Regions from separate parts of the Homo sapiens genome. Here region 1 is linked to region 2. A link is a loop called in an ENCODE intact Hi-C map of the cell type or tissue named here. Cell type or tissue: heart right ventricle. All regions are shown on one strand. Each heading gives the region's core, and the rest is flanking DNA. Links, peaks and the distances in the headings are about the cores only. Region 1 overlaps GARS1-DT (GARS1 divergent transcript). Region 2 overlaps MTURN (maturin, neural progenitor differentiation regulator homolog).

Region 1 (13,105 bases), core at 467-8,466, 400 kb before region 2:
GACTAATCACTTAAGCCTTAGCCTGGCTCAGTGAAACAACAGGGCAAAGGAAGCAATCAGCTATGCATTTGTCTCACGTGAGCAGAGGGATGACTTTGAGTTCTGTCTAGCTATCTTGTTTAGGAATATAATGAGAGGCAGGTTTGCGTGCAGTTTCCAGATTGACTTTTCCCTTTGGCTTAGTGACTTTGAGGTCCCAAGATTTATTTTCCTTTAACATTTACAAGGAGAAGTGAAGAAATAAGTAAATTAGAGAGCTAGAAGGATGGAAGTTTACAGTTAGAGAGAGTGGGATGTTGAAGGTAATACTGGTTGCATATTTCTTATCCAAAATGCTTGGGACCAGAAGTGTTTCAGATTTCAGATGTTTTCAGATTTTGGAATATTTGCATTATACAGGTTCAGCACCCCTAATCTGAAAACGTGAAATCCAAAATTCTCCAATGATTGTTTCCTTTGAGCATCACAATGGTGCTCAAAAGGTTTTGGATTTTAGAGCATTTCAAATTTCAGATTTTCAGATTAGGGATAATAAACCTATATCTCAGAAACGGTACATTTCTGAATAATGACAAATTGTCATTATTTGCCATGAGAATTGTCATTAATGTGGGTGGAGATGGGGATGATTGTAGGTCAAGAGACTGAAGCAATAGGGTAGGCTTGGGTGTTAGTACGGCCCTTCATGGGAATGTGTTGATGTCATCCAGGGTCACGGGAGGCTTCTGAGTGGGAAGGAAGCTGAGAGCCTATGATTACGGTCTTCACTGATGAAGGCAGACAGTAGGAGGTTGGCAGATGGTGGGCACTGACTAGACTGGAAGTGCCAAGAACTTCAGTGGAGCAAGGTTTTACCCAAGACACAGAGGTTGTGGTCTAGAGCAGCCCAGGGATGAAGGATCACCCATTGGAGAGGACTGTGGGGAAAGCAGAGTCCTGGGAGATGAACCAAGCATCAGTTGAGGCTGGAACAGTTAAAATGTATACATCAAATTCTCTCCAAGGACACTGTACCCTTGGCTGAAAATTCCCTCCTTAGTCTACTTCCCATCCCAAATTCTACCCATCCACACTGTGGCATCCTAGGTCTCTCTAGCAGCTGAACAGGCAGGCCTCTGTAACAACTGTTTCAGCGCTGACTGAGTGGTTAAGTTAAATATTAAAAGTTGAAAGAGCCAGTAACCTTATACAAAGGCTGGAATAGAACAAAAGCCCACCACAAGTTTTTGCCTAAGTCTTTCCTGTGCCTTGAACCATGACAAGAGGAGGAAGGAATTCTTAACCAGACCCATTTAGGATTAAGTAAGTTTTTATTGGCTGGGTACGGTGGCTCACACCTATAATCTCAGCACTTTGGGAGGCTGAGGCAGGCAGATCACCTGAGGTCAGGAGTTTGAGACCAGCCTCCTGGCCAACATGGTGAAACTCTGTCTCTACTAAAAGTACCAAAATGAGCCAAGCATGGTGGCGGGAGCCTGTAGTCCCAACTACTCAGGAGGCTGGGGCAGGAGAATCGCTTGAACCCAGAAAGCGGAGGTTGCAGTGACCTGGGATCACACCACTGCACTTCAGCCTGGGCAACAGAGTGAGACTCCATCTCAAAAAAAAAAAAAAAGAAAAGAAAAGTTTTTACTGGGGGTCTGAAGACACAAGTTTTATTGGAGGTCTAAATGAACTCCTCAAACCTCCGTGATTTAGCAGGAGATGTGATAAGGGTAATCACCCCAGCACTTGGACCCATCTAGATTCAATACATTTACTGAGGCTCCAGAAGAAGGTCTTCACACCTTAGTTATGGATTAGAAGAAGTTAATCACTTACGTCTTTAGATGAATGCACACTTACATGTAGACATATGGCTTAGAAGGTATATAAACCCTGGAAAGCTTTGTAATTTTGAGTTAGTCTGGTGATATATTCCAGGCCTTCTCCCTGTACCCGGTTACAAAAATAAACTTCCTTCCTTCCCAGTTCAACTGCATCTTGTTATTGGGCCGCGAGAATCAGCAGCCTGACCCTCGGCTTGGACCAGGAACAACATGGTCTGAGAGAGCTCATCCCATGTTCCAAAGGGAGATTAAATGACAAATTAAGATACCCCAATAATAAAATGCCAACAATAAGATGCCCTACAGTGTAATAGAAACAATGTACCATTATGAAATTCCCAGTAGGAAATGAAAGCTCAAAGACTAAATTCACTTGCCATTTCAAGATAAAAAGAAAATTTCAGGTCCAAACTTTTTTCCTGCCTCAATTTCATATTCTGATCAGGCTCAGCCAGAGGATGTCTCAGTATTTAGACAGAGTGGAGGTTCCTGCGGCACCATCCTGGAGAGGTGTAACATTCTTTGGGTGGAAAAGGTGAACTCTGCTCTCATATGCTATCTACTTAAAGAGTCTGGAATTAATAGGGCACCAAAGATGATCACAGCTCTGTCTCCACATCCACCAAATTTAGAAACCAAATCTGATAACTAAGTCATTTATCAGAGACTCAGTGGTACCCAAGTGAGGAAGGGCCACTGGAGACAATCTTGTTTTTTTCACCGGGGCTGGAGTGCAGTGGCGCGATCTCGGCTCACTGCAAGCCCCGCCTCCCGGGTTCACGCCATTCTCCTGCCTCAGCCTCCCGAGTAGCCCGGACTATAGGGGCCTGCCACCATGTCCAGCTAATTTTTTGTATTTTTAGTAGAGACGAGGTTTCACCGTGTTAGCCAGGATGGTCTCGATTTCCTGACTTCATGATCCACCTGCCTCGGCCTCCCAAAGTGCTGGGATTACAGGCTTTAGCTACGGCGCCCGGCCATTCCCCTCCCTTTTCTGCTAGGCTCACTGAACTATTAACGAGCAAAAAGTAAACTTCCCTTTTCTTTGAGTTATTATACATTTGGGGTCTATTTGTTAGAGCAATGCGCTTGCCCTACTATACTCTCCCTGGGCCTTGTATGATGAAATTGGTAACAGCCACAAAAACTGCATCTGGGACACAGAAGGTGGTAGAGGGGAAAATAATCTGACTGACAAAGATTCTGTTTATAGGTGACTTTTTAGGATTGTGGAGTTAGGCAAAGCTGGGATCACTCACACAGCCTGATAGGGGATTTTCCTACGTGGGTGGGCTGACCTGGTGGTCCTGGTTACACTGCCCACCAGCCTTCTGGTGTCTCTACTAGGAGTAAGGTGCCTTCTCTTTCTCCTCCAGGACCCCACACCTCCAGACCCTGCTGAGGGAGGGCCACCCATTTCTAGTCCCAGCTCCTACTCTAACTATCTGTGTGACCTTAAACAAGGCCTTTCCCCTCTCTGGCCTCAGTATCCGCCTCTGAATAATGGGGCTGGGCCTGCCGACCTTCTGGCCCTTTTCTGCTCTGTGAGTTTGTGAACTTGTGATAGGGAGACAGGAGTCCTAGGAAGGAAATGGAACTGGTGATAGGGAGACAAGAGTCCTAGGAAGGAAATGGAACTTGTGATAGGGAGACAAGAGTCCTAGGAAATGGAAGGAGAGCACGTTTCACTCTGTCCAGCAGAGGGCAGCAGCTACCCACAAATCAACAGCTGAGCAAGGCCAGGGCTGTGTGGGAGCTATGCACAGGTTCTGCCTCCAGAAGCCTTCAGTGCCTGCCTCTGAGCCAGAGGGTTCCAAGCAGAAGAGGTCCCGCCCCCGGAGAGGGACCTCAGAGAGGTCCTCCAAGCCCCTCTCAGCTCTTACTTACGGCATCCCAGATGCCCTATTCCTCTTCTGCAGAGAGAAGGTGGTTCAGCCACTAAATGGTGCTGGGACCTCGCAGTTTGGTGGGAAGGAGGAAGCTTACTCAAGCAAGGAATATGAGACAGGCAAAAACCCACGCATAAGCCAAAAGCCCCTCCAAAGCGAGGTGTTGTTCCAGGCTGACAAGTGTCCAGCAGGGTGGACTTCAGACTCCCTGTTAGGAACTGAATTGTGTCCCCCAAAAAGAGAAAGTCACCCCAGGGTATGACCTAATTCAGGAAAGGTCATTGCAGATGCATTTAATTAAATGAAGATGAGCTCATGCTGGAGTAGGGTGGACTCTGAACCCAGTGGGACAAGCGTCCTTATTAAGAAGAGGGAAATCTGGACACACACAGAGCAGAGACCGCCGTGTGAAGATGGAGGCAGAGATCGGAGAGATGCTGCCACACGCCACAAATGCCTGGGGCTCCCAGAAACTACACGGAGCCTCCCCCAGCGGCTTCAGCAGGAGCATGGCTCGGCCAACACTTTGATCTTGGTCTTCCAGCCTCCAGAACGGTGAGTCGGTGAGTTTCTGTGGTTTAGGCCCCCCAGTTGTGGTTGTTTCTTACGGCAGCCCCAAGAAACCAATACACTCCCCCGTCCACTTTCCACGGCAGAGTTTGGGCGTCACTGAATCCCACCTCCACAGCAGGTTTTGCTTGGACTGCACAGTATTTATTGATGCTGCTGTTGGTTTTAATTTCTAATGTGTGTGCCTGTAGCTGTACCACTCCTCCTGATGACTCACCTGGCTCCTGCGGGCATCTGAGATGTGGTTTCTGCTCCACACTTCCTGGGGGAGCAGAGGAACTCCTCAGCCTCCTCTCAAACTTCTCTCAGGTTGTGCTGTTCACTCCCTCCCCAGGCTTCCGGTCCACACGGACAGCTCTGACCCCGAGAAGATTCTTTGTCTTAGACAAACATCTGCCTCCCTGTAACTTCGGTTCACCGATACTTGCTCTGCACTCCAGGGCCATACAGAACCCCTCTGCTCCCTCTGCCCTTAGCCATTGGCTCCTAGGAGACACTAGCTTGTCCGGCCGTCGCTTTAAACTGTCTAGTTCCAACTCCCTCAGAACTTCCTCAGTGATGCAGTTTCCTGACGGTCATATTGCCTGGATAAGCTCCAGTATGTTCAACTCCCTCTGTGGTTCAGCAACCAGGACTAAACAGGATTCACCTGATGCACATTCTAACCAGAGTCAAGAGGGCAGAAGCATCGCCTCCTGCGTTCCAAGCTCAATATCTCAATTGTAATCCCCACATGTCAAGGGAGGGGCTTGGTGGGAGGTGATTGGATCATGGGGGTGGTTTGCCCCATGCTGTTCTCATAATAGTGAGGGGTTTCTCACGAGATCTGATGGTTTTATAAGGGGCTCTTTCCCCTTTGTGCACCCTCTCTCTTTCCTGCTTCCTTGTGAAGAAGGTACTTGCTTCTCTTTCTCCTGCCAAAGCATGACCTTATAATTGTAAGTTTCCGGAGGCCTCCCCAGCCATGCGGAACTGTGAGTCAATGAAACCTCTTTCTTTTATAAGTGACCCAGTCTTGGGTATTTCTTTATAGCAGTGTGAAAATGGACTAACACAGATATTTGGCAGGCATCCAGTAGTCTTCGATAAACACAACCACCATCTAGTGGCCAGAACAGCCTTATCGGACCCCACTGTCTGCAATGAAAAGCTGTTCCTTTCCTCATCCTTTACAGGGCCAAGCACCCAGCATCCTGGGACAGTGGCCCCGTGTGCCCAGCTTTGAGGATGAGCTCATGCCTGGTTGCTCTGGGTGGAGAGAGGGAAGAGTTGAATCAACATCCATATGTATAAATCTCCTTTTGTGCATTTAGAATCACGTCCTTAGAATAAATTGCGATCAGTGGCATTACTGAAGCAAATTGTATCAAAAATGCAAAAAAGACCCATTTTTCCAAATTGTTTTCTAACAAGGAAGTCATATTGTTTGCTTTTTGATACTGTTCTTTAGAAAACGATGCATGAGAGTTTTACATTTCATATAGTGTGTTCTATTTATTTTATACTTTGCAATTTCTGTAATTTTTAAGCACTGTTCTTCCCATACTAGAGGCTCTGCTCTAACTATTCAACTTTTGTTTGTCCTAGTTTTCCTAAAATTCCCTTTTCCACTGGTGTGTGGTGCAAGATGAGGCACATTTTCCATGGATGGTGAACAGAGGGAGGAGCCTTTTGATCACAACCAGGTCACCCCACTTCTAAGCCACTGTGCCTCCAGCCCCACAAGACTAAGGAGAGAGAGCGCAGCGTGGTGGAGAGTGAGCTGTGCTGGGACCATTGTTTCCGTAACCTCGTTTTCTGTGTCCAGCTGACACACCTTCAAAGTGGCATCAGGTCCTAAACTGTAGCTTGCAATGTGCCTGTTTCCAGAAACCAAGGTGAAAGTGCTTTTAGACAGTGTTCCCATGCAAGAGTCCCTTCCCAGCTTTTTTCTGGAAATGCATGTTTCTCTGAACTCTGAGTCCCAAGAAAAATCACTTGAGACACCAAGAAAATGGGGGAAGTGCTAAAATTGTGTGGGAATTCAAGCTTAACAATAAACATCAAGACATTTTTGATAAAAATGAATCCACTGACATCGGGGAGGAGCAAGAGAACAGCACGCTGACACTGGGTCAGAGGCTAAGACCGACATTTCTGGGAACCACTCCCGGAAGGGCACAGAGGAGACGCTTTCAGCCTCTCATCAGCCAGCCTGGCCTGTAGCTGCTGCACGTTATGAGTGTGTTCCTGGCATGACTGCTTCTAACAGTGAGTTTTCTGGCAAATCAAATAAATACTAATAAGTCTGTATGCACATTATACTTTATACAAATCCTATGAGTGATGTTCCAGAAATAACAAGTTTTGAAGGCAAAATAAGTCCTTAAATTGGCAACTTTGACACATAATTCCATGTAGTAGTTAATCTTGCTAGAAGATCCCAATGTTGTTATTCTAATACAATCTGATAATGTTCACTGGCATTTTCCACTGTTGGCATCTTTACTATAGCCTACAGTTGTTTGTTTGTTTATTTGAGATGGAGTCTTGCTCTGTTGCCTAGGCTAGAGTGCAGTGGCGTGATCTTGGCTCACTGCAACCTCCCCCTCCCAGGTTCAAGCAGTTCTCCTGCCTCGGCCTCCCTAGAAGCTGGGATTACAGGCACGTGCTACCACGCCCAGCTAATTTTTGTATTTTTGGTAGAGACGTGGTTTCATCATATTGGCCAGGCTGGTCTTGAACTCCTGACCTCAGGTGATCAGCCTGTCTCGGCCTCCCACACACAGTGCTGGGGTTACAGGTGTGAGCCACGATTCCTGGCTGCCTACAGTTCTTTGTAAAGCAGACAAAATAGTTTCATTTTTTAAAGAAATGAACATATATGAGGCAACCTGTACCTAACTTAGGAGTTCAGAAATTCCCTGGACTGCCTATACATTTTGGTTTCTCATTCCTAATTCCCAAAGATTAAAATCTGTCAGGAATTTGGAAACATTGAATCACAGGCCAAAATAGGACCATGTCTCCATTCATTCATTCATTCAACAATTATTTATTGAGCGCATGCTATTTTTCAGGCACTGTGCCACATATTGAGAATAGAGTAGTGAGTAAGACAAAGTCATCACTTTAGGGAGTTTATATTTTAGAGGAGAGAAAGACAAATGAAAGTGTTTAGGCTGGGCATGGTGGCTCACACCTGTAATCCCAGCACTTTGGGAGGTCAAGGCAGGTGGATCACCTGAGCTCAGGAGTTCAAGACCAGCCTGGGCAACAATCCCATCTCTAACAAAAACATAAAAAATTAACCAGGTGTGGTAGCACATGCCTGTGGTCTCAGCAACTTGGGAGGCTGAGGTGGAAGGATCTCTTGAGCCTGGGAGGCAGAGGTTGCAGTGAGCTGAGGTTGTGACACTGGACTTCAACCTGAGTGACAGATCCCATCTCAAAAACAACCCTGGGCCGGGTGTGGTGGCTCACACCTGTAATCCCAGCACTTTGGGAGGCCGAGGCAGGAAGATCTTGAGGTCAGGAGATTGAGACCATCCTGGCTAACATGGTGAAACCCCGTCTCTACTAAAAATACAAAAAATTAGCTGGGCATGGTGGCGGTTGCCTATAGTCCCAACTACTCGGGAGGCTGAGGCTGGAGAATTGCTTGAACCCGGGAGGCAGAAGTAGCAGTGAGCCGAGATTGCACCGCTGCACTCCAGCCTGGGCAACAGAGTGAGACTCCATCTCAAAAGAAAAAAAAAAAAAAAACTCAGAACTATTTAATACAATGTACTGGCAAGCGGTGATGAGCACTATGGAAACGTGAAGCAATGTTTGAGTGCAGCGAGTGAAGCGGTGCTGTTTTGTTTGTGATTGTCATGAGGACCCCTCAGAAGAGCAGAGAGCTGAATGCAGTGAGCATAGAACCTTACTGAGGCCTGGGCAAGGCTCTTCCAGACAGCAAACTGCCCTGAGGCAGGACTGTGTTTGGCGTGTCCTGGAAACAGGAAAGAAGCCAGGGCCTCTGGAATGTGGTGAAGGAGAGGGAAAAGTAGTAAATGAGGCTGGAGAGAGAGGCAGGGGCCAGAACATACAGGGCTGTGTAAGTCACATTGAGTTCTTTAGATTTTCCTGTAAGTGTGGATGGGAAGCAGTTGGAGGGTTTTGAGGAGGGGTGGTGTGATCTGACCCGCATTTTAGAATCATCCCGTTGGCTGAAGTGTGGAGGAAAAAAGCAGGGGGCAGAAGTAGAGGTGAGGGGCAGCCAGTTAGGAGGCTACAGGAGTAGCCCAGACCAGACAGGAGGGTGGCTCGGCCCTCAGAGATCTTGGTGGGGCAGATTAGAGAGTGATCAAGTTAGAGCTAACAGGACTTTTTTTTTTAGACTGGGTCTCGCTTGTTGCCCAGGCTGTAGTGCACTGGTGCAATCATGGCTCACTGCAGCCTTGACCTCCTGGATCAAGGTATCCTCCCACCTCTCAGCCTCCCAAGCAGCTGGGACTATGGGTGCATGCCACCACACCCAGCTAATTTTTGTATTTATGGAGATATGGGTCTCACCATGTTACCCAGGCTGGTCTTGAACTTCTGGGCTCAAGCCTTCTGCCTGCCCTGGCCTTCCAAAGCATTGGAATTACAGGCCTGAGCCACTGTGCTAGGCCAGAGCCAACAGGACTTACTGAGAAATTATCTGAGAGAGAGGGGTCAAGGAAGACTCCCCCTGTTCAACCAAGCAACGAGGTGAATGGTGCTGCTGCTTCCTGAGATGGGGAAGACTGTAGAGGAAACAAACCAGGAACGACAAATCAGTAATTTAGCTTTGAATACATTAGGTTTGAGATGGCTAGTCTGTACCCAAACAGACCACACTGTGGCATCTGGGCAGCAGGATCTGCAGAATCCAGCAGGATGGATGCTGATGCCAAGCTGAGTAGACAGTTGGGTCTGTGAGTCTAAAGCTCAGGGAAGACCTCAGGGTCTGGGATACAAATCTGGAGATCATCACCCTGTCCATGAAAGCCAAGGGAATGATGGAAGATACTATGAGAAAAAGTGAAGAGAGGAAAGAGAAGAGGTCCATGGAAGGAGACCTGGGAGAATCCAACCTTCGATTAGATCAGGAAGAGGAGAAGAATCCAGTAAAAAACTCTGAGAAGTCTCTGGGAAGGAAGTCTTCCTTCCTTCCCCTGTACCAGGAGAGGTGCTATCCCAGAAATTAGTAAAGAAACAGTTTTTGATGGGGAGAACAGGATCACCTTTGTCAACTGCTGCTGCGAGACTTGGAAAAATAAGGACTGGGAAGAGAGCAATAGAAACTTTGAAAGCCATTGGTTATCTTGATAAGAGTTGTTTCTGTGGGGGTGGTGAGAACTGGAGCCTGACTGGATGGGTTCAAGAGAGAATGGGGAGTTCTAGCCAAGAAGGCTGATGAGGATGAGTCAAATTAAAAATGTTTTCTTTTTATGAGTCCTCTCATATTTACTGATACAACTGATATATTGGGTCTCCATTCTGCCACATTACTTTATATTGATCATGTATTGTATCTGCTATGCAATTGTATTGCATGTATCTGCATGGCAATTGTATTGCCATGCAATGTATTTTTTTTTACTTTAAAAATTATATTTATAAAGGTTTGTAATTTTATTCCAGTGGTTATTTTATATGTACACTTTTTAAAATGCTCTTAATTTTTTTTTTAAGACAGGGTCTTGCTCTTTGCCCAGGCTGGAGTATAATGGCATGATCCTGGCTCATCAAAGCCTTGGCCTCCTGGGCTCAGTAAGTCCTCCCACCTCAGCCACCTGAGTAGCTGGGACTACAGTCATGTGCCACCACAACAAGCTAATTTTTTTGTATTTTTTGTAGAAATGGTGTCTCCCTGTGTTGCCCAGGATGGTCTCAGTCAGGCGATCCAGCGCACAAGCAATCCTCTCACCTCAGCCTCCCTTGGCTCTTACTCTTATTTTCTTGTTTAAGCTTTTACTATCTGGTTTATAAATACTGCAGTATTCTTCATCTCCCATCCATTGCTCATACAACAATCTAGGGGCATATTCCGTTTTTCTCTATTTCCCTTGTCCCATTTTTGAGTTGCACTATTTCCTTATCATCTCTTATCAGCTGAAGCTCATTCTCTAGTATACCGTCAGAAAACTTTTTATTTTTTGCAAGGGGCCAGATAGTAAATATGTTCAGTTTTGCAGGCATGCAATCTCTGCCACAGCTCTACCATTGTAGAGTATAAGCAGCCATAGACAATATGTAAACAAATGGGTATGGCTGTCTTCCAATAAAACTTTATTTGCAAAAACAGGTGGTGGGCCAGATTTGGCCTATAGGCTAAAGCCCTGTCTTAGAGTAGCAGCAGATAAGGAGACAGAAAAACTGTACAGGAGGTGAGAGAAAACTGGCAGGAGAGCTAGGGGGATATTGACAAAAGAGGAGCCCTTTAAATCTTCCAGGGGTAGAAAAAATGAAATTCTTTGATGTTACTCAATAGTTTACCTGCTCGGAAGGAGGAAAAGTGTCTCTTCCATCTCAGAGTTGGCTCAGCATCCATCCTGCTGGATTCTGCAGATCCTGCTGGCCAGATGCCACAGTGTGGTCAGCTGAAAGTGATTTGCTCATCCTGAAAACAGCAGGTATAGAAAGCGCTCTTTCAGCGCCATGGCAACCAGATCGTGTTTTTCTAAAAAAGGATCAGATCAGCGGGTGTGTCCCTCCAGGCATTGATCCATTAATATGCACTGAGCTCATTTCAGAGCCAGGCCCTGGGCTGAGTGCTTGGAATACAAAGATGCAAAAGGCTAAGTCCTTGTTTTTAAGGAGCTCATAGACTGGAGGAGGAGGCAGACATTTACAGTAAACAGTGTAATCACACGTCATCAAAGGAAGGGACACACAAAGGGCTGGGTGGGGAGCATCTCCTCCTCTTTGGGAGAAACTGACCTGGAGACCTAAGGTTGAGCTGAATTTTGGAGAATCAGTCAGAGTTGGTCAAGAGGACAAACTGGGATGGGTCAAGGAAAATGGAGAAGCTTGAGAGCTGTGGCAGCTCCGTGAAATGGCAAGTATGGCCAGAGGATGGCATCTCCAGGGTGCCGGAGATGGCCATGGAGAGGCACCGAGGCCAGGCCATGCCGGGCCTCTGCTGCCTCTGCTGTCACCAAGGTCAACCACAACCTAGTGCCCAAGCCAGTGGCATTTTCCAGCCTACTTTTACTCATCCCTTCTTTTAGAAAATGCTGCCTTGACAGTCTGATTTTCATGGTATCATGATCCGCTATCTCCTGATGTGTCCTCTGTACATCCAGCTGCTCTTTCTCACTCTCTTATTTGTGCTCTCACTTCCTTAAATTTTAACCTTCTTCTCGTGCTGCACTTTCTCCAGGTATATGAGAAACCTCTCCATTTTTCACTTTCATCTGTATTGCTCTTTGCCTGTTGGCCTCAATTTCTCCCACCACAAGATGAGCCCCTAAACGTATCTAAGAATGTGGCCTCAAGAACCCCAGTGTGGCAATCCCAGTGAAAAGCCTTTTCCCAGTACTCATCTTTCCATCCTGGGGAAGGCATGGGATTGCTTTTGGTTGGTTGTGTACCTACCCTGGCACACAGCACTATTATCAGAGTGATGGGCCAATACAATATATGGTGAGGGAAATGAGGTTCCATGATTGGCCCCATCAGTCACAAGGATGGAAAGGCAGTTTCCTAAGACAGATGTATCAGGCAGGAGAGAGGAGCTATACAATGTCAACAGGGAAAGTGTAATATAAATAATCATGAACTAATAATAGAGGGTTAGCCACTAAGGGATAAAAAGAAGTCTAAAGGTTACAGAAACAGGTGAATGGATAAACAAAATGAAATGTTATTCTGCCATAAAATGGAATGAAATTCTGATACATGCTACCCCATGGATAAACCTTGAAGACATTATGCAAAATGAAATAAGCCAGACTCAAAAGGGCAAATATTATATGGTGCCACTTATACAATGTACCATGAATAGTCAATCCATAAAGACAGAAAGCGGAATGGAGGTTTTCAGGAGCTGGAGGAAGGGGAGAATGGGAAGTTATTGTTTAATGGGTGATACGGTTTGGCTCTGGGTCCCCACCCAAATCTCATCTCAAATTGTAATCCCATGTCAAGGGAGGGACCTGGTGGGAGATGATTGGATCATGGAGGTGATTCTTGTGATAGTGAGTGAGTTCTCATGAGATTCGATGGTTTAAAAGTATGTGGCTCCCTTCTGTCTCTCTTTTTCTCTCTCTCCTGCCACTTTGTGAAGAGATCTGCCTTGCTTACCTTCACCTTCCACCATGAGAGTGTTTCCCAAGGCTTCCCCAGGCACACAGAATTGTGAATCAATCAAACCTCTTTTCTTCATAAATTACCCAGTCTCAGGTAGTATCTTTATAGCAGCGTGAGAACAGACTATTACAATGGGTATAGAGTTTCACCTTGGACTGATAGAAAAGTTTTGGAAATAGATAGTGGTGATGGCTGCAAAACATTGTGAATGTATCTAATGTCACTGAATTGTACACTTAAAAGTGGTTAAAATGATAAATGTTATGTATGTTTTACCACAAAAAAAAAAAAAATACAGGCCAGCCTGGCCAACATGGTGAAACCCTGTCTCTACTAAAAATACAAAAATGAGCTGGGTGTGGTGGCACATGCCTGTGATCCCAGCTACTCTGGAGGCTGAGGCAGGAAAATCGCTTGAACCTGAGAGGTGGAGGTTGGAGTGAGCCGAGATCGTGCCACTGCACCCCAGCCTGGGCAATAGAGTGAGATTCCATCTCAAAAACAACAAACAAACAA
Region 2 (16,127 bases), core at 4,698-12,697:
GCTTGCAGTCTTGCCCCTTGGTGTCTGTCAGGGACTTGGCCGACTTCTCAGCAGGCCAAGAGTGCTGTGTGTGGCCCAGGAATGCCTTCTCTATAAATAGAAGTCATTTGCTGTGCTTCCAATGGGCTGGCAGCCTGAACAGCATCAGCATCATGCTGTACATTCTGCACAGGCCCAGCTGTGGGCGCAATGGTGCAAGATAAATCCGGGAGAGGAGGTGGTGCTGTTAGCAGGCAGCTGTTCAAATCCCATAGCCTGGGGCCACCACAGACCAGCACTGGCAGCTGCAGCTAGCTTCACAGGGAGTCCAGGCAAGTCAGAGATTTTGTTTGCCTGGCAAGAAAATGAATTTGAATCATCACTCGAGACTCACTGACCCATCTTGGGCACAGATTCTAGTTGTCTGTGCACACGAGTTACAATGACTTGGGCTCCCTGAAGTTAACACACACCCTGCCAGGAGGAAGGACAAGTGGAATCTGGTCCCAGTCAGAACCCAGTCTGCCACCCAGACTCTAGGAAGGTGTCAGAGCTCTATTACAGTTCTCTCAAATCCAAATTCCCATTCCCATCTTTCAGAATAGCAAGGAAATGCCAATTTCCAATGGGGTTTGAAGCAGAAGGGTCAAGTCTATGGTTAGGGTGAACACACGTGGTCACTAAGGCCTGCCTGAACAGTCACCAGGGAGAAGGGCAGGCCTGCCAGTCAGTAGAGGGAGAATGTGTCACAGCAGTAATGAGAAGGGAGGTACGAACCCAGAAGTAGGAAAGGAACACCAATTAGAATGAAGTAACTGGAAAAGGAAAGCAGATGGAAGCGAAAAACAAATAGGGTTTTGTATTAGTCAGTTCTCACTGCTATGAATAAATACCTGAGACTGGGTAATGTATGAAGGAAAGAGATTTAATTGGCTCACAGTTCCACTTACTGGGGAGGCCTCAGGAAACTTAACAACCATGGCAGAAGGCAAAGGAAAGGCAGGCACCTTCTTCACAGGGCAGCAGGACAGAGTGAGTGCCAGCAGTGGAAATGCCAGATGCTTATAAAACCATCAGATCTCATGAGACTCACTTATCATGAGAACTGCACAGGGGGGCCGCCCCCATGATCCAATTACCTCCCCCTGGTCTCGCCCTTGGCACTTAAGGATTATGGGGATTATGGGAATTACAATTCAAGATGAAATTTTGGGTGGGGGACACAGCCAGACTATATGAGGTTCTGAAGGCACAGAGTCTCGAAGGCCAGCTGCACCAACCACTTCCATGGAGTCAGTGGCCCAGCGCCAGTGGACCGACCCCGGGAGATCTTCAGGAACCTGCCCTACTCCTTTGGGGATCATGAAATCGTGGTGCCTGATGGCAGATGATGAGGATTCATCAAAGATTCTTAGATAGTGTTTGAAAAAAAGCCTCATCATTCCAGGCTTCCGGTGACTCAGAGCAGTGAGCAGGAGCCTGGATGTCCACAGTTCTAGATGTGAAAACCTAGGTGACTTCATTAAAGAAATGCCACCCCAAGCTCCCACCTCTGCCTGGGAGGCACATGGAGCATTTTTCTGCCCCTAGGCCACCCCACTGGAATGGGGCAGTTTCGGAATCTTCCCAGAGATGGTGCAGAGGCAGGCAGCCTTGGAAAAGCTACACCAGTGACCTGAAAGTGCTCTTGTGCCTGGGACAGCCTCTACCTTAGGTTGGAAAGCAGGCGGGGACACAGCACATGTTCTTGCCTTCCCACTAGAATAGTCTAGGGCTGTGTCTGCTTCATGACTTTCCAATTGGCTGATGACACTTTCTGGATGGTCATCTAGGGATCATGGGGTGGGGGCACAGAGACCTGTACCATCCACCCCCTCCAGTTCCTATTCCCTGATATACCTGAGAATCTCAGAGACTTACCAACCACATGCCCCAATGTTGGAGACCTGAGGTCCAGGGAAGGGGCACAGGAGCTTGCATTTCAGATGCTCTGACTTCCAGCACCTGCCACTCAACACATGAATGAGAGTGCACTGATCTGAGAGTGAAGCAGCCTTCCCATGTCCCCCCAGAGAAAGAGTAACACTGCCTTTCATCTCCCCATGACCCATGCATTCATTCATTCGACAAAGGTTTCTAGAAGGCCAGGACTGTGCTAAACACTGGGGATTCTGTGAAGAACAGGACAAACAGAGCTTTGCCTTCATTAGGTTTATGATCCAGTGGATGGACTGACAAGAAACAAGCAAACAAAGAAATGAGTACAGAATGGCCTATTTAGATAATGACATCTGCCTTCTTCTGAAGTGTAATCCTCAACTGGCCAACCTGATGGCATAATTATATCATGAGAGTGCAGCGAATTTCTGGGAGTCCTCTGATTCAGTCTAGGCTCACTGTTCCCTTTGCAATACTTTCATCTCCTTCCTGTTGGGGCCAATAGATGTACCAAGGGTAGTGTCGTCATTTTTCTACGCAATCAAGCATGCAGCCAAATACAACTTGGCCTCTGCTCATTCATATCCCCTAAATGTCACAGAAGCAATGTGACATCCTATGATGAGAGACCATGCTTTGGAGTCAGGCACAACTAGCTGCCCCCAGCTCTGTCACCATGTGAGCTTAGAAGAGAGACTTTTTTTTCCCCAAGTTTTGAGATGTTAATGGAGATCACTGTGGCATCTGTACAAGGATTTTATTTTTATAGAATGAGATGTGTTAGGATCAGGAAGGAATTTTGCCCAGCTCCTGGCACCCAGTCACGTTGTGATGAATCTTGGCTCCCTGTAGACATAGTGAATGACATGGTGAGCCTGGAGGCCGGCTCAACCCAGAGTTTCTTAAAGTGTGGTCCATGAACCACCTACATGAGGACGGCCTGACATATTTGTAAACTGTAAACCTGGAGTATTTGTAAACTTGCAGCTTCCTGTGTCCAGATTCTGTCTCCAGATTCTGGAGCGCAGCCCAAGAATCTGCATGTTTCACAGCACCAACCCTCCGCTCTGGCCCCACCACCAGGTGATTCTTAGGAGCCTTAAAGTTTGAAACTTGCTGGCTTGATTGGTGGGCCAGGCTTTTGTTACCCTGAGGGTCAAGAAATCACTTTTTAATGGTCAACCCTAAGCAAAAGAGCTTTCATAGGTGTAGAGAGTCACCTCACCCACAGCCTCCTCACCAAAGTACTTCTGTGTGGGAAGGGAGACTTTCGGGACTTTAGCATTCCTCTGCCCTGGCTAAATCCCCTCCACTCAGCACCTTAGGGCCACCCAAAGGAATTACCCACCCTATTTCAGGGGGATGGCAAGACCCAGCTAATGTTGTTTCTGGACATATTGGTATGTCAGGAGGTTGGATCTGCCAGGAGCTTCCTTACAGGAGGACCCAAGGAGCCTCAGTGGGCAGAGCTCATCCTAAGAAAAACATGTCAAGCTCACAAACTGGGTTCATGGGTGACAATGGCAAGGCTGGATGAAAAGGAGATTCTGGCTCTGTTACTCAGAGCAATGTCCAACTGTTTGGACTCATGCCCCTTCGGTGAGTGGCTGGAATGAAAGATGAATAAAAATGGAGAGAGCTGTCACTGGGGCATCACTCATTGCTCATTGGTGTGGCACTCTCTGTGGTCACTGGCAACAGCACCCTGGACCACACACCCAGGTCCTCACTGCCTCATGCTGGCAGCCTCAGGGTAAACACTGGTGGGTAGTGGCAGGAAAGTGGGCTCCTCTGGTGGGTGACCTTGTGCCCCTCTGTGGGCTCTGGCAAACCCACTGCCATTATGGGGTTCTGCAGCATCAGAAGAGAGGCTGTGCACTAAAGCCAGGGAGAACACCCGGTGCCACAGAAGATGAACTTGGGAAGCACACGAGTCAGCCCCCTAGGACCACCTCCCGGAATATTTGGGAGGAATACGAGAAGGGCTGGGAATCCCCAAAGTACGCGTTACAGTCACAGAAATGTGAATTTGTGAGTTGATGTCACTCTCTTCTTACCCCCAGGCTGGTGTGGTTTCGGGAAGATGGATGATATCAGCAAATGTTCTGAGGTTGGGAAACAGGATTAGTCACCCGGCCCAAGAGGATGAATTCCCTAGTTTCTGTCTCCTTGGTGACATCACTGCTCCAAAGCGTACCATAAGATGGTGCCGGATGAAAAGTTCTATTTCTAGAGTTCTCATAAAAGTGCCATTATTTTGTTGATGGATTAAGAGGCCAAGGTCACTGTATTTCCCAGGAGCTTCCCTGTCCACTCCACATATGGAATGCTCTTCCTCAGCAGTGGGCAGGCAGGACTGTCCTCCAGGGAGACAAACTCCTAGCGGCAAGCAGCATACCCGGCTCGGTGTTTTACTTTTATCAAAATCCTGTCTGTAGTCACCAACACTAGCTTTCAGATTGAATTTTTCAAGAGCATGTGGCCAATTGTGTCTGTGTTCTTCCACAGTTTAGAGGTATGGGGTCAAATTAGGGTTTGAAAAGCACCCCAGGGAATATTCTTTCATGTGCTAAGCAAAGGCTTGGCCAGAGTTCTGAAGAGCCGAAACCCTGCGAATGGATTTGATGAGTTCATTAGCATCGAGCGAGATGACAGTTTTGGCTTGCTTCTGAATGACAGGTTTTTTTCAAAAGCTTGTGAGGTGAACATGGAGAAGATGCTTCCTACCCACCAGGGAGGCACTGGTTTGTGCTTCCAGAATCAAATCACTATCTCACTTAGCCTTGCTTGTAACCAATTACAGGAGCTATTTGGGAGCTGGCCAGGGTCGGAAACAGAGTCTTTGAAGGAAGGGGATATCAAGAGAGATCAGGATAACTTTAGCTGTACCATGAAGCATAACCCACTCCTCAGCCAAACCACCAGTTTTAGCCTGGGGATGCGAGATAGGCAGGAGAGTAGCAGACGATGGGAGAAAGCAGATCGGATCATGGCCCTTGTGAGGGTTTTGGTCAACTTTACATATACAGGACCAAAAGTAAGCGTGGCAAAGAATGGCTAAGCCATCTTCCACTGAGAAAACTTGGCCAGGTGAGCAACGTATGCTTCTACCCAAGTAAACTGGTTTGCCCGAGGCCCCTGGAGTGAAATCTCCACAAAACACCAAAGAAACAATCCATGTGCGTTGAGATGACTTCATTCATCCCTTTCCCTTTTTTGACTCCCTCTTCCTCACTCTCCCACACATCATCCTAACAGGAGGAAGGAAAAGGACTGCTTAAGCATCCAGGGTTCTCTCCAGCCAGAGCTGCCATGGAAAGCCAGCTGGCAAACAATGCGGGCTCAACAAGAGTCATTTTTCAGATGGGGATTTTTCTCTGAGTACAGTTTGAAAACTAAGGCCACTTGGAAATATGAAGGGCATGTTTTGTATTTCCCAGAATGTGTGTATGGGGATGGTATCTCATTCTTCTTCCCTTAGAGTGCTTTCTGTGCTGCTTCCTCCTACAGGAACGTCCTTCTGTGGGTCTTGCTTTTCCTCCTGTGCGCTGGCAGAGAGAGGATGGTGGCGCGGCCAACACACGTTTGTGACTGAAGACCATGGTGATTTTGTAGCATCCTGGGTATTTCACATCCATGAAGTAGGAACGGAGGCTCTGCCCTGGGTGCTGCTGCTTGGGTCTCCTTTTCTGGAGAGGGATGAAGACCTCGGCGAGAGGCATGTTCTTGTGGGGAGGTCATCGCTGCTGGGAAGGAGAGGACATGCTTCTTGTCTAGTAAAGGCCTTGATGACACCCCATATTAAATTCAGGGAATGAACCTCTTTATTACAAAGTGCTCCACATCAGGCAAGGTGGGAGAGGAGAGAAGGGGGGGAGCGTGGGGTCCGGTGGGACAGACAGACCCGGGCCAGCTCTCCCAGATGCATCTGATGAGGTGAAAGCATCCACCCAGAGTGGCATCACCCAGAGTGAGACTTGAGGGGGGACTGTACATTTCATGTCCTTTCCCGTTACTGGATTTACATTTCTGACTTTAGGGAATACTGAAGTAAAATTTTTAAATTCTGACTTTCCAGATCCATTCCAAAGTTGATTCTGCACAACAGTTTGTAGTTTTTTTTAGCCTCTTGTAGCCCCAGGCTCAAAATGCCCCCTAACATTCCTGAGTAGAAGAAACTAAACATCTAAATGACCAAAGTCATGCAGGAAGGCACGCATCAGATCCAGAAACCCAACATGCATTTACACATGACACTGCCTCCTCCTCTTTTCAAACCTGTGCAGCTCTATGCTCCTTATTTTTGTATTTCCAAAGGTTTGTTTTTGACTCACCTTTCCTGCGTTCCTTTCTCTCATCCGTGCATCATTTGGAAAACACAAAAGTGCTGCTCCTGAGGTTTAGCACCTTCTCCCTGTAGCCACTCACCAGCAAGCCCACTCTCCCATGGCAGGACCTGGAGCCTGTCATTCGGGAACCATGTGATAGCACTCAGAATCTTAGAAGCAAGAACAGCAGATTTGGAGTGCCTGCATTTCTTATGGGATACTGATCTGGCCAGCTTTTCTTTCCCATAGGAATGGAGAAAATCGTGGCAGAGATGATCCAAACAACCCGATGAGCTCAAAAGTGAATTGTGTTTGCCTTTGAAATGGGGTCTCAGATTTGCACTTATTCCTTCTGCACAATAGCACGACAGTCATCCAGCAGTGGCGGTGGTATTGAGGGTGTTTGTGCACGCTGCCTCTGCGTGGAGCAGGAAGGCAGGCTAGAAATGTATTTGGATGGCTGAGGGGTAGGGCCACAGACTGGAACCCTTGGTGTGGGATGGTGACTCAATGGCATGTTACCACACATCAGCAGACGAAGAGAGCTTTCTTCTTGCTCCCAGGCCTCCTCTTGACTAGACAATGCATTTCTGCTGCTGGTTGCTTCAAGGTAACTCTGAGTAAAAGCCCTTTCGCTATGAGGAGGGAGACACTTAGAGGAGTCTGTAACACCCTTGTAAAGAGCTCCTCAGGGAACAAGGTCTAGAAAGAAGGGTACAGAATGGAAAGCCAATTGGTTGTTTCCCCAGCCCTGCCCCCATCTGAGGATCCTGTTTTATAAACTTGTCGCCCCGGTTCTTCCAGTCACTTTCAAAAATCTTTGTAAGTACATGGATACCAGAAAAAAAATGTGTCTGCTATTATCCTAAACCACCCTGCGCGGCCAACCTGCCCACAGGCAAGGCAAATAGCTAGGGAAATGCTCTCTTCACTCCATCTGTTCCCAGGCAACCATGGATATTAGCAGCATGCACTGCGTGAAGTATACGGGCAGGCAGGGCCTCTGTGCTGTGGTGTGAAAAAAAATCATAGATTTCAGTAAATGTAAGACCAACACCCACGACATTCATTATTCAGCAGAGTAGTTAAGAGTTCTGAAACCAAACTGCCTGGGTCCAAATCCCAGCTCTGGCACTTACTAGCTGTGTGATCTTGTGAGAGTTACTTAGATTCTCTGTGCCTCAGTTTCCTCATCTGTAAAAAGAGAATATCAACCATAATATCTACCTTGTAGGATTGTTGGAGGGATTAAATGAGTTAAAAGAAACTTAGTACAGTGTGTGGCACTTAGCAAGGACTACATAAAAGTTTGTTACAAAAAAATTTTTATATGTAATAGCACACACAGGTGGGGCATATTTACTCAGCACTGTTGGCTTCATGACAAAACAACTGAAAAGTCATCAGAATCAGACTGTTCCATACTTGCAAAGAATACAGCCCATACTCACGAGGATCCAAACTCAGCATTTTGAAATCTAATAGTACTAGTGAAATCGCTGTTATGCCACTAAGTGCTAAGATGTTAAGACTGGGCTTCCATCGTGCCTGTGACATATTTGTTGTCCTTTCCACCAATGTATCTTCTCAGTGAGTGAAAGAACCTCAGGGTCCAAGGCTCATCTAATCACCCAGCAGAGTAATTGTCAATACTATTTGTGTTATGGGTCAAGCCTTCCTTAGTAGACAGGAACAGTAAACCCTGAACAGAAGGGGCAAGGGAAAGAGAAGGGAGGAAAGCCTTTGTATTGTTTCCCCTTCCTGTTCCTTGTTGGGCCAAAATGAAACCCCGGGGCAACACCAGGAGCCTCTGTGGCCTCCCAAGGCTGCCTGTCGTTTTGGACTTGAATTCCGGTGGTCTATGAAGCCTGTGGCCATCACTGCACAGTGCTCTTGGGTCTTGTACTTCGGGGATCCACAGGTATGTCTGCAAGTTTTTAGGGGCTCCCAACTATCTCAGTTCTGGCCAGACCTCCTGAAGATGCTCAAATCCTCCCCCAGCCCACCCCTGATCTGTGCAGGCTTCAGGGAGCCAGATATGGATTCTAGGTAGAAACCTGTGTTCCCTGATGTTCCACTGGAAGTTGCAGAGTTTAACAGGCTACGGGCTAACAAATATTTTGAAAGGCCTTGGAACACCCAGCATCCTCCCACCTTGCTCCAAGCAAAATGCAATGTGCCTTCCATCTCATCTTCGGCATTTCCCCAGCCCTTCTCAGCATGAGCTAAATGGCACACTTCATCGACCGGTCAATAAGTCATGTTTATCGAACTGACAGTGTGTGACGCAGGGGTGTGGGAGCTGCAAAGATGGGTGAGCAGGGAAAAAAACAACCCAGTCAAATGTTAGGGTTTATGTATAAAGAAGGCGGCTCTTCACTTCTCTTTCCCCAGCCTGGACATTCACCAACCCTCCTTTCCAAAAGCTCCACAAGGAGATGGGCATCATGATCACCCTGAACTCAAAAGCCCTTTCTTTATGTGGTGCTGACCTCTAGAGGCTTCTAATTAAAAAGCATCCGAAAGGGCCAACTTAATTTTACTGCTGGTTTTTACACTGTACATTGTTGCCCTATTTCCCAACAAAATAAGGATAAAATATGTTACTTTAAATGATCCCTAAAAAAATGCCTACCTTGTTCCTTGACTGCCTAATTAAAACTTGCCCAGATCATTACAAATGCCATTGTTTACTCCAAAAAGGAAAAAAGGAGGGTTAGAGATAGGGAAAGTACTTCAGTTTTTTGTTTTTTTTTTTTTTGCCTATTGTGGTCCTAAGAGGAAAGCACAGTGCCAGCTTTTTCAGGATGCATTTCTTGAGTTTCCAAAGGGCCAAGTCTGCTAAACAGAGACAGGAATGTTCATTCACTCTGATTTGGCAGGGCACAGGGCAAAACCACCCTGACACTCAGGTACACGGACAGCAAGTCCACTTTGTCCAGCCCCGGCGTGGCGTCCAAATGCTGGGTGGTGGGTCTGGTTCTGTTTATTTTGTTGTCCTTCAACCCAAACCTGTACACAAAGAACTCTATGACAATGGAGGATCCCACTCGGCCCAACTTCACTATGGAAACGAGGCTCATTTCTAAAGGGAGTGAGACTGTTGATTACATCCCTAAGCTGAACACCCCAATTTTACTTTGTTGTAGTTCTGACTCCTTATTACTTTCACGAAGGGAAGGAAGGTGTGGAAAGGCAGGAGAAAACACGCAGGGACATAAGCATTTGGGCTAACACACAGCCACGATATCAACTGGCGTCTTCAATTCTAAAAGGGATCCTAGGGGAAAGAGCTTCAGAATCCCAGGACAGTTTTGCCAATCCTGGCCGCCCCACCCTGGTTCTGTGAGTGTTTCCATTACAACTGTGCTTCATGTCCTCTCTACCGACTCCTGACTCCCCTAGACAAGTCAGGGCTAGTGCCCAAAGGGAACTCGGGGACAAGTCTCCCACTCTTTATTTTTACAGATGAGGAAACAAAGCCGGAAGTCGGTGGGGTGGGGAGGGGACATGCCTAGGGCCACAGTCAGCCCAGGAGGAGTCTGGGCTAGAACCTCTTGCCCTCAGCCACTGATTTCAGAATGATTACACGGGGGAAATGTGGGTATTTTTAACACCAGTGCCCGCACTTAAAGGGGCCAACCTGCATTTTATAAACTCTATCTGTGAGACGGATACAATAACTGTAACAAAGGAAGTCCATAAGTAAGACTTCGCCTGCCCCCGCTGCTGCACCACGAGCAGGGTTGGGACTGCTGACACAGAGCTCACCACTTGAGTACAATCTCTAACAGCCACATCGAAAACAAAGGACCACACACTATCTAACATACACACAAGCCTTTATGCTGTGCCTGTAAAGCAAAACTCAAATCTAATCGAATCTAATGGGTCTCTCTATGGAGACCCATTCATTTGGAGAAAGAAACTGGCTCTTAATCAAATAACAGAACTTACCATCAACTTCCAGATGAGTTATTTAAATGCCATGTTTGGTGAATAAATAACCGGGAGGAAGGTGGTGGAGACATGGTGTCATGTCATAGAATGACCACAGAATACAGATTTCTAATTAATGCCAAAAAGAATTCCTAAGTAGGCTAGAAAAAATAGGGTTCTCAAACACAAAACTAAAGTATTGGTTCAAAGAAGTAGAAAATTACTAACTACCAGTTATAGCATCACAATAGACATATGAATGCATCACACAGAAATGATTAATCTTTGAACAATGGCAGTGTTTCATGTTACCAGCTCCTCCCTCTCTTCCCCCAGCCTCCTCACAAACAGCAACCACACAGCGAGCTGCCGGTCCTTTACTCTTTGCTCTTCATTTATAAGCCACATTAGGTGTCCTTTGGGACCAAACATTGTGGAGGCAGAAAAAAAGAGGCAAACACCACCAGAGTTTGAAAGGCTCTTTAATAGCAAGCGAATGGTAATTACATGGTCGGATGAGGTCCTCACTCTCAGGGGAGGGAGGAGGGAGCAGAGGTGGACAGGGTGCAGTATAGGATTTACACTGTTTGAAGCATCTAACGAAGGGCAACAGTTTTTGGCAACCCAATTCACAGTTTTGTAATTTACAAGAGATTTCTTTGAAAGGAAATAGGAAGGCAAAGAAAGCACACATACCCTACCGGCAACACTTCTTGCCTAAAAAAAAAAAAAAACAACAACCAAAAAACAAAAACCCAACAACTATTCCTTGCTTTTGCTTCTTGTGTAGATGACTAAATTTTGCTCTCATGCTCAAATTAAGACTGGATCACGGATAGTGAAGATCTGCCCTAGCATTGAAGATTTACTTCCTCCTCTTCAGAGCTGACATTTGTACTGCGCACTACTCTTATCTTTATCTGCCTAGGTGTCAGAAGGGGCTTAGTAAAAAATGAAACTTGAGAAACAAAACAAAACAGAAAAACAGGGAAAGGCAGTTTACAAAGAACAGACTGTCAGCTTTCTGTCTGGTATCAAACAACTTGAATACAGCTCTAAGTAAATTAAAACATTTATTTTTATGTGGCCTGGCATCTACTTTTAATCGCTTGTGCCTATTCAGCCTTATAGTGCTTTAAATGGGGTTTCTAACATGAAATGCTCATGGGTACTATATTTTCGTAATCCAGATTTAAATAAAAATATAAAAGACAACATATTATGTTAAATAATATGTTGTCTTTTATATTTGCCCAGTGAGCAGAAGCTATAGATATTTTACCATGGACACCCATTGCCATGGACACCACAGGCTACCAGCATTCTGGCAGGTTTCAGAATTACTCTCTATAAAATCTAAAAGACTTCAGCTTCTTGTGTCATACCTGTTATCACTAAACTGGGAGAAGTGACTGGGTCTTTATGAAAAAGGATCAGTTTTTAATTCAAAGAAATTTTAGGCTTCTCCGAAGACTGGGTGATCAGCAATGGCATCTCTTTGGAGCTAACACCCACTGCAGGGGAGAGGGGTCTGTGATCGCTTAAGCATTAATTGTGCTCTTTCTACAACCTTGAAGCACAGTGAGGAGGTTGGCCCTGCCCTCTGGCCTGAGGGGGCACTCCTGCTTCCTCCCCGCTGCCAAGGACACCCAAGTTTGCTTTGTGATTTACCTGCCGGGTGCCTGGAGCCCCTCTCAGATCTGCCTGCATTTGGGAAAGACAGGCTTCTCAGGCTGGCAGCTGGTTTTACTGAAGGAAAGAGCCCTACCAGATGAGCAGGGTTCCTGTTGGTCTCCTTGGCTGGGGGGCACTTTTAAAGTGGCAAAGCCATGCCAACACAAGGCATTGCCTCTCAACATACAGTCAGTTCCTTTGAGGAAAGCAGGCCCCCAGTGAGACAGCCGTGAAAATGAAAACAGTTTTCCTGGGGCTCAGGTGGTAACTGTCAGACCCCAACTCTCCCATTCTCCCTTATTCATCTCCTCCCACCCCAAGTTAAGTCCTGCCTATTCCTTCATGCCTCTCTGTAAGAAATCAGATCTGTTCATACCAGTTTCCCAACTTGTGAATTTTAACATGCAAAGCCTATTCCTAAAATATAAATTCCAATGACACTTGGGACCACAGCTCCCCTAGGTCCATGTACATTGTGCTCTTATGAAACAGAAACAATATTCAGAAATATATTGTGCTAGAGACGGTTTCTGTTTATACATGAAAGATGACAGCAACTATAAAGGAGAGAGGTTTTCGTTGAAGTACACTGGAAATCTAATTCTGGCACCAGGACACAAGGAGGATCCCTACATAAGAGACTTTTCCATTGCACCATGTGCTGCTTTGGGCCTGGGAGACAGGAGTGGACACCTGAGTGCAGGTGAATCCACAGTGGTGACAGGCACTACACGGGGCCTCACCTCCCTCCCTGGCTCCGTACTTCACTCTGATTCCTTGACGTCTGCTCGATATGGTGATCAGGCTGCGGAAACCAGGCGGCCATAAGAACAATGTCTCTAGGATTCACTCAAACCCAGGATCACGGTTTTGTAATGTTATCAAGGCATGATTTTGGATTTCAGAGCTGGCCCAGTGAACAACAAGCAATCAAGCATTCCTTTCTCTTTCTTTCTCTCTCTCACATATACACACACACTCTTTCTCTCTCACGTTACTTTCACTGTCACTTTCTCTCTACTGGATAACAGGCCAAAAGTACTGGCACTCATCTTTCACTTTCTTCCAGCTATTCTTCCTACACATCTCTCACTCTCAGGTAAGTTAAACATACACCACTTCCAAAGCCCCAGTCTGCCACAGCACAAAGAAAAGCCATGTCTCCACAGGCAGAGCATGTACAGCTGAGATAAGTCCTCTGGGGCCTCACCTTTCCCTTTCCTCTAAGGAAGAGAATTTCATCTGCCCCATGAGATCGAGCCCTCAGGGGCTTGGGCACTCACAGATCAACATGTTCTAAGGTAGTGCAGGGGTCAGCATCCTAAAGGCAGCACCTTGGCAAGATCCCACATGTATTTTCTTCTCGAATCCCTAAAAGTTTCCTTGACTGTTGCTCCTTACTCACACACACACATAAGGCAGGCACAGAAGGGCAGTGTTTACAGCTGGAAGGGCAAATGCCCCTTGTTCACAGACCAGTTAGACTTGTCAAGGTCACACAGTCCTTGGCCGACTTGAACTAGAACCCAGGTGTCTCTCCTGCGTCCAAGGTCAACACTCCTCCTCCCACACCGCTGCCACCTCCTGGTGAGTAAATGTGTAAGTCTGTGAAGGGTCAGGGATGTGTTTCACCATGGAACCATTTCCATAACAGAAACCACAGGCTGCCAGGCTCACTGACTGCAGCTTTGCACCATGCACAGCCCTGCTTAGAGCAGCCACAGCGCAGGAAGAAGTGAGTGTGTGGGCAAGTGTGTGAGCACGAGAAGGGATGTGCACACATTCAGAAAAAGGAAGTCTTAGAAGAAACAATTCGATCTGCTAATGCTGTTTGGGATTTTGCTATGGAGATTAAGTAACATACAGACATGTTCTCTGTTTCCTACCCCTGGTGCAAAACAAAGCCCAGAATTCTCATCAGCCCACAGAATGGCCGAGTCTATCTATCTCCACTCAATTTTTATAAACAGAGAACATTAACATGATAATACCAACATGTATTTGGTCAAAGTCTAAACACTTTTTTGATAAAATACATTTTATGTTAATGTCCATTCCATTTCCAAACATACATAAATTTAGATTTTAAGCTTCAACGTATAAAATTTCAGTTTACCTTCCAATGGAGCAAGCTAGTGAAGCTTCCTCATTTCACTTGCAGAAGTCATTCTTGCGGCTTACTGCATTAAAGTGGAGGTTACGAAACCTGGGCGACACCTGTGTAATATACAGCTCACAATCACCTTTGCTCATGAATGGAGCCAATCAGAACACAGGCAGGGCTGCAAAGGGCAGTATATGCTCACCCCAATGGATGAAACACTAAGTTGTGTTTTACTAATAGGCTACTTGGAAGGAAATTCATTTTACTTGAAATTAACCTTTAGTATGACTTTTCAAGAAAAGAACACAAAGTGGGTACTGAAGCACAGATGGAAATCACTGTCCTATTATTTTACCCGATGACTTAAAACTGGAGTACGCTGTTTTACCACGAGCAGCCGAACTCCTCACAGCACCAATCAATTAAACAGAAAATGTCGAGACAATCAGGTTTACACCGACATGCCTGGAAGATATACAAGACTCCCATAAGTTCTGTGGCCTCTGCTGCTACTGCTTGTTTTTAATTCAAAACTTTCACAACCTAACAGGCACATGTGTGACTGTTTAAACGTACCCACCCCAGATGCTAGGTTTAATCTAGTGTTGTAAAGGAGGCATTCCGCATCCTAGGTTAACTAAAACCAGGGATGCAGAAGGGTCCAGGAATAATTCCATGTTAGCATTACAAAGGATGTCCCCAGTAAGTAATTGTTGGCTAAACGATAACAGCAGTATTTCCAGTTATTACAGAAGTTGTTTCTGTGAGTTGTCTGAGTATCTTGATTATTAAAACGTTCCCTGTTAACCAAGCTAACCCACGATTAAAAGATTCCTACCTTCGTGTCCCTTTACAAATACACCACAATTAAGTCCCTCGAAACATGTGATTAAATTTTTAAATAAATTACACAATGGAATCCTTTTTTTGACTTTTTTTTTTTAAATAAAAGACTTAAAAAGTAAAGAAGGATTCTACCATATTTTTAAAAACTTTTAATCCTGGTTTACTTTTCTAACAAATTTATCTATGGCTTCAAAGTTTAAGCGGCACTTGAATTCTGGATGTTTTCATGATTTAACAAGCGGCCATCTCATTAGAAAGAGAGAAGGTAAAATGTTTCATTTTATACGTGGGACGGCTTATAAACAGCTTTAAAAATCAATACATTATATCTTTCACCCCATCTATATTTTCCACTATAGACTTCAAAAGTGGCTTTGGAATTAGCATGTTTTGAAACAGTCGAACAAGCAAGTAACATTTACACCTAACCACGAACCAGTCGCTACATACCCAGGTAACTCAGTAATGGCAAAACACTTAAAGGCTTCTGGGCCTCTCTTACCCTCTTAGTCCAAAGCTAAGTGATTATCCTTTCCTGCCCTTGTATTTGCACTTGTGCAGTTTAATGACTAGATATTAAAATTCATGCTTTATAAGCAAAACCTTTCACTTACGGACACTTAAAAAGTACATAAAAAGTGCAGACTGCATTTCTTCTCTGCCATGCTTTCCCTCAGTAAGGTCACCTGTGAGGACTCAAAACCTATCCTTAATACATTCAGAGTTCTCTACATTCGAGTCAGCGAATGTTAATTCTCCAACATAAACTTAAGAGAATAGTCAGCCACAAAATGGACTCTAAATTCAAAATGGCAAAGGCTACCAAGACAACTCCATAGAAACCCCACTGAAGCGGGAGTGAAATTCAGGTCACTTCTGAGCAAAGCTCATCACAGATATTTTGTGGTCGTTAAAAAGGTATTTCATTTTAATTTGGATGCTGGGAGCCAGATGTCCTATTTCGAAGTGCTAATGCAAAATGCTAACCCAGGAGGGGCAGTGACCCCACCTAGGTTACTGTGGGGCTCACTCTCCTTCTCAGGGGAGCCCCCAGATTTACTGCTGGCTGACCCCCATCTGGGGGTGGTCCGCCTCTGGCTCCTCTTCTTCCACGTCAGCACTGTACTCTTCAAACGCATCGTCATCTGCATCCGGAAGCCCCAGTAACTACAGGGAGAGAACAAGAGAAAAGCAGCTGTGAGCGCCAAATGGCCCACAGGCAGGAAGACAACCAAAGGCATCGGATCCACATTAAAGAGTACTTAACCCAGCAGCTGCAGACTTCCCCGTCAACCACCCCTACAATGATTTTCATAAAC

The links. Peaks named below come from ENCODE experiments on the same cell type or tissue, not always from the same donor. Only the 100,000 strongest peaks of a DNase experiment are listed, where the experiment ranks them.
Region 1: it touches region 2 in a loop (10-fold over the local background); 66 of 110 quality-filtered maps call a loop at or near these places.

The regions. Positions count from the first base shown.
Region 1 is chr7:30,554,899-30,568,003 of GRCh38, reverse strand. GARS1-DT (GARS1 divergent transcript) reads left to right here. Exons shown (of 7, transcript NR_038889.1): 4 at 4,006-4,273; 5 at 5,876-6,538. Among named protein-coding and RNA genes, the nearest start is that of GARS1-DT, 16 kb to the left of the region's middle. RefSeq lists an enhancer at 3,376-3,425. In heart right ventricle, for the core only: a CTCF peak has its summit at 3,522 (motif pointing right); a DNase peak (open chromatin) is centred at 3,543; H3K27ac peaks cover 747 bases.
Region 2 is chr7:30,157,286-30,173,412 of GRCh38, reverse strand. MTURN (maturin, neural progenitor differentiation regulator homolog) reads right to left here. Exons shown (of 3, transcript NM_152793.3): 3 at 10,651-15,975. The coding sequence ends at 15,865. It also overlaps the pseudogene RPS27P16. Among named protein-coding and RNA genes, the nearest start is that of MTURN, 30 kb to the right of the region's middle. RefSeq lists enhancers at 3,505-4,704, 4,027-4,852 and silencers at 9,905-9,964, 13,562-13,621. In heart right ventricle, for the core only: a CTCF peak has its summit at 8,746 (motif pointing left); a DNase peak (open chromatin) is centred at 9,693; H3K27ac peaks cover 1,554 bases.